2 separate regions of the Homo sapiens genome follow, and region 2 is linked to region 1. Evidence: read pairs that join two places in POLR2A ChIA-PET (ENCODE). Cell type or tissue: CD4-positive, alpha-beta T cell. All regions are shown on one strand. Each heading gives the region's core, and the rest is flanking DNA. Links, peaks and the distances in the headings are about the cores only.

What was found. ChIA-PET counts read pairs that join two places held together with the same protein. Peaks named below come from ENCODE experiments on the same cell type or tissue, not always from the same donor. Only the 100,000 strongest peaks of a DNase experiment are listed, where the experiment ranks them.
Region 2: POLR2A ChIA-PET joins it to region 1 with 5 read pairs; 2 of 35 experiments call an interaction of 5 or more read pairs at or near these places.

Annotation. Positions count from the first base shown.
Region 1 is chr1:25,328,746-25,331,601 of GRCh38, reverse strand. RHD (Rh blood group D antigen) reads right to left here. Exons shown (of 10, transcript NM_016124.6): 10 at 1,157-2,704. The coding sequence ends at 2,678. It also overlaps a transcript of RSRP1 not described here. Among named protein-coding and RNA genes, the nearest start is that of TMEM50A, 8.2 kb to the left of the region's middle. In CD4-positive, alpha-beta T cell, for the core only: no CTCF peak of the experiment used is centred there; a DNase peak (open chromatin) is centred at 1,491.
Region 2 is chr1:25,477,432-25,480,351 of GRCh38, reverse strand. The region is part of intron 6 of MACO1 (macoilin 1); the gene reads right to left. Among named protein-coding and RNA genes, the nearest start is that of MACO1, 48 kb to the right of the region's middle. In CD4-positive, alpha-beta T cell, for the core only: no CTCF peak of the experiment used is centred there; no DNase peak of the experiment used is centred there.

The sequences.
Region 1 (2,856 bases), core at 357-2,856:
AGCAAGACTCTGTCTCAAAAAAAAAAAAAAAAAAAAATCACATTTTTCTCAGAGCAAAGTCTTTGTGATACTAAATCTGGATAAACGCAGTGGAACACTGAGGACGTTTATGCATAAGGACAGTAATCACGAAATTATCTTTGTATACATTGTCCATTAATGACTACTGCTATTTACTGAATTGAGCTCCCTCAGATTCATCTTTTGAAGCCCTAACCCCTAAAGTGACTATATTTGGAAATAGGTGCTTTAAAGAAATAATAGTTAAGGTCAAATGAGGTTATGAGGGTGGAGCCCTAATCTAATAGGACTGGTGTCCTTATAAGAAGAGGAAGAGGCCGGGTGCGGTGGCTCACGCCTGTAATCCTAGCACTTTGGGAGGCCGAGGCAGGCAGATGACAAGGTCAGGAGTTCGAGACCAGCCTGGCCAATATGGTGAAACCCTGTCTCTACTAAAAATACAAAAATTAGCCAGGCATGATGGTGGGCACCTGTAGTCCCAGCTACTTGGGAGGCTGAGGCAGGAGAATTGCTTGAACCTGGGAGGCAGAGGTTGCAGTGAGCCGAGATCCATCGGGCCACTGCACTCCAGCCTGGGCGATAGAGCGAGACTCTGTCTCAAAAAAAAAAAAAAAAAAAAAAAAAAAAGGAAGATGACACCAGAAGTGTAAAAGCAGAAGACAGGCTCTATGAGGACACAGGGAGGAGGCAGCCATCTGCAAGACAGGGAGAGAGGTCTCACCAGAAACCAACCTTGCCGGCACCTTGAACTTCCAGCCTCCAGAACTATAAGGAAATAAATTTCTGTTGTTTAAGTCTGAGTGGCTAAACAACAGTTTAAGCTGCTGTTATGGTAGCCCAAGCAGACTAATACAACGCTTAAGGATTTCAGTCACTGAGTGGAACCACCTTAGAATGTGAAAGACAATGAGGATATACACACAGCCTCCTTCCCCTGTGTTTGGAGGGTGGCTTCAAATTCCTTCTGTTTTATGTGCTGTGTAGGAAAAAAAAAATCTGTAAAATTATGTGAGTTTGTAATTGATAGATTGGTTCTCTTTTGTGCAAATAGTGCTTATAGTTTAAAAGTCCTAGAAAAATTAATTCACAGTCACATTTTCTGTATGCAACTACATTTATGTAAGTGAAAACTTGGTAGTTTGTTAGCTTGTTCATTTTTATTTTTCAAGTATTATGTAAACAAAAAGAACCTTGGTCTGCCAGAATTTTCAAAGAAAATTGGCAAAACAAGATTTCCCATAGTAACAACCATACATATAGCTATGTTCAGTGACTAAATGGTGTTTATGTGTTTCTTAAGCAATGGAGTTCATTTTGACCAATTGTCTGTTAAGAAGTGCCTAAGAAAACCGCTTATTCATTTTCCACATCCTGTTTGGCAAAGTGTGACACATAGCAGTAGAAAACAATAATATAATCTTGGGATGCATATGCAATCAGTGCACAGAGAGCTGTCGTATCAGCCTTCAGAAGAGCATTTAAACACTGCCACACGCTGTCCGTCTGTTTGTCCTGCAACCAGGTTCTCCCCTTGGTCTCAATGGAAGCCTGAATCACAAGCACTGCCACGTTCACAAAGCTGTTAATTCTTCAAAACACCAAATGGTATTCAAAAAGGGAAGTATAGGCTGGGCACGGTGGCTCACACCTGTAATCCCAGCACTTTGGGAGGCCGAGGCAGGCTGATCATGAGGCCAAGAGATCCTGGTGAAACTATCCTAGCCAACATGGTGAAACCCTGTCAAGTAAAAATGCAAAAATTAGCTGGGTGTGGTAGTGCGCACTTGTAATTCCAGCTACTCGGGAGGCTGAGGCAGGAGAATTGCTTGAACCTGGGAGGCGGAGGTTGCAGTGAGCCGAGATTGCGGCACTGCACTCCAGCCTGGTGACAGAGTGAGACTCCGTTTCAAAAAAAAAAAGTATAAAAATCTGAAGACTCTAGTGGTATAATCTAATTAAGTTTCTATGAAGCACATGATTGCAGTCATGTCAAAGCAGTTTCTATGAGCACACTGTTATCTGTTAAAAAAGCAAACAAGGCTGGGCACAGTGGCTCAGGCCTGTGGTTCCAGCACTTTGGGAGGCCGAGGCGGGCAGATCACTTGAGGTCAGGAGTTTGAGATCAGCCTGGCCAACATGGTGAAACCCCATCTTTACTAAAAATACAAAAAATTAGCCAGATGTGGTGGGTGCCTGTAATCCCAGCTACTTTGGAGGCTGAGGCAGGAGATTTGCTTGAACCCAGGAGGTAGAGGTTGCAGTGAGCCAAGATGGTGCCATTGCACTCTAGCCTGGGTGACAGAGTAAGACTACATCTCAAAAAAAAAAAAAAAAAAAAAAAAACAAGGAATAATAATAAATTAACCTTAGCTTACTGGATGACCACCATCATATATGCAGTCTGTTGTTTACCAAGATGTTGTTATGTGGTACATGGCTGTATTTTATTGTTGTATTCTACAGTGCATAATAAATGGTGAGATTCTCCTCAAAGAGTGGCAGAGAAAGGATTCAACTCCATTTTCTCTGACTCCAGTGCCTGCGCGAACATTGGAGACTTTGCTGTCATGAGCGTTTCTCACGTACAAATGCAGGCAACAGTGAGAGGAAGTTGTCTTGTTTTTGAACAGGCCTTGTTTTTCTTGGATGCTTTTGCTTAAAATCCAACAGCCAAATGAGGAAACTGTAAAAGCAAAACAAACATTTTTATTGCAGATGAACCCACATACTGATTTTGGCTTGATCTCTTGAAACAGCCTAAATGTCTCATTACAAAGACCTTAGAAATTCTTTCATAAAATCTGAATTGGAAGAGATCTTGGATATATAGGTTTT
Region 2 (2,920 bases), core at 223-2,722, 150 kb before region 1:
TTTTCCAAACTGCTGCAGCAAGCCTGAGAGTTAACACCAGCATTCCCAGTTTAAGAAACACTGCTCTACAAGAACACTGCCCAATGGCTAATGGCATGCAGGATAACATAAAACAGTAAATGGCAAAATTCTCAGCAATTTTAAAAAATTTATGATGGACAATTTTTCATTAGCTGTCTACAGAAAGCATTAATTTGCCTTGAATGTCCATTATATATTTTAAATCTTTACTAAGGTAGGCAGCAAAATGATTTACCACCTGCATTGAGTTTATTTTTGATACCCAGTCACAGTATCAAAAACTGAATAAACAATGGAAAAGTATAAATAAAAATATAAATAACTCATAATCCTCTTATCCAGACGAACTGCTCACTATTTGGTGTACCTCTTTTCTGTATGTTTTTTTCTATTTCTTCGTACATGTAAATATATTTAATATTGGTGAGAGAGTACCACATATACAGCTTATAAATCACAAGTACCTTCTCACACTATTAGACATTTTCCATAAATAATTAATTGCTGACTAATATTCCATTGTATGGACGTACTATACAATCCTATTTTCTAAGATATATCTCAATTTTTGCATTTGCCCAATAGAAAAATGTATGTCATGAGTTTTGAAAGAATTATGTGTGGCCAGGTGCAGTGGCTCAGGCCTGTAATCCCAGCACTTTGGGAAGCTGAGGCGGGCAGATCATCTGAGGTCAAGAGTTCGAGACCAACCCTGCCAACATGGTGAAACCTTGTCTCTACTAAAAATACAAAAAAAGCAGCTGGGCTTGTGCCTGTAGTTCCAGCTACCAGGGGAGGCTGAGGCAGGAGAATCGCTTGAAGTCAGGAGGCAGAGGTTGCAGTGAGCCAAGATCACACCACTGCACTCCAGTCTGGGCGACAGAGAGAGACTCCATTTCAAAAAAAAAAGAAGTATGTGTTAGCAAATTGAACTGAATCAAGATAGTTGAGTGCTAGAAGCATTTATTAAACAGATAACTACTATTTGTCTTAATGGCATACTTAACCCTTTGGTGCTGAAGTTCAATACTTTATAGGTAAAATACAGATATATAATTTATTAGTGTGAAGTACAAAGAAGTTTTTATTAAGTGGTGTTAAAAGGTTAATGCAAAATCGCCAAATGTATTAATATGATTTTATTAAAATGTCATTAGCTGAAACCTAAATTAAAAGCAATGATCAGGAAGAAAACGAGGCAGAAGTAATAGATTATAAGCCTTGAAACTAATCTCAGCAGACAGGGATAGAGAGAATGGAGGAAAACATCAAACCCCTTTTATCTGAGTTAAGGGCCACACTCTTCCCTAGACTATAGAATTTTAAGGGATAAAAGAGTAGTTTTCTCCAGAAGAGCTACAATCTCATTTAAAAAAAAAATAATGGGCCAGATACATCTGGACCAAGCTTTAATAAGGCTTAGTCAGGAAATAAATGCACTTCCTTCTTGCCTAATTCTTGTGGAACCAGTTTTCACCCTTACAAAGGCCTGCCCTGTGGCATCACCACTTTGGACACAGACAGGGCCCATGGCAAAGCTGGAGTTTATATGTACAATAAATATGTCCATTTTTGTCCAACTGAACAAGCCAGGGTTCTAAATTATTACACATCAGGTCCAGGCAACTTTTCCTACTCACTTTACTGATAATTTCAAAAGATAGCACTCAACTTCTAAGGGAGTTGTGAAGCTACCTCTGAATCCTATTATCTAACTCACAGCAAGAGTTGGGACCCATACAGCAGCACTTTCTCAGGTCCCTGTGTCAGATGCCAGGCTGACTTCAAAGCAAAAGTGTCAAGTTTAAGGATCACTCTTACTCCAAACCTTAACTATATCTCACCTTCTCCCTAATCCTACCCAATTAAGATAAACTGTAATGTAAATGATTAATAATTATTTAAATTTAATTTTAAGAGGAAGAGATTTACATTTTAATAAAGGGCAATCTGCTAATTGACCAAAGGAATGAAGTTCAAATGTTAGCCTTTCAGACAGGCTAAAGAGGAAAAATATCTTTGAGTATCTGGAAGAACACCTGGTGGTAAAATAAATACAGTATTTATTTATTGAAAAAATTTTTTTGAGACAGAGTCTCGCTCTGTCGCCCAGGCTAGAGTGCAGTGGCATGATCTCGGCTCACTGCAACCTCTGCCTCCTGGGCTCAAGTGATTCCTGTGCCTCAGCCTCCTGAGTAGCTGGGATTATAGGCCTGTACCACCATGCCTGGCTAATGTTTGTATTTTTTGTAGAGATGGGGTTTTACCATGTTGACCAGGTGGTCTTGAACTCCTGAACTCAAGTGATCTGCCTGCCTTGGCCTCCCAAAGTGCTGGGATTACAGGCCTGAGCCACCACGCCCAGCTGAAACACAGTATTTAAGTATTAGCTTTTAGTTGAAATGGGTATTGTTTTTAAGTATCTGAAAAGGTAGGGAGATACTATGTCTAAATGTTTGTAATTCTTATCTCTTGTGAATTACCTGAATTACAGCCCACACCACTATGCCTTCACTGAAAGTTTAAAAGTCTTCAGTGGCTACTGCCAATAACTTCATGGTTTTAAGCCTGACTTCAGCTTTATGAGGCCTGACTGAAAGCATAGGGGAAGTTTAAGGCATCAGGGCAGTAAATTTCCCCAGGAATCAAGTCTTATAAAAAAGAAGCAGACCTTTTTCTCAGCCAAGACTTCACCTAGGGGTGACTATGAGTCACAGCCCATACCCATTCCAGAAAACCACCTAAAGATATATGTCTGTGGGCTGCAGGTTGGACCCCATGAACCCCTGGGGATGATAAGGAGCCTCAGCTTTGCTGGTTATCTATGAACTCTAAAGAGCAAGTGACAGAGAGGCTCTAGGCTCTGCAATACAGAATTTACCCTGCTGCTTGCTCTGTA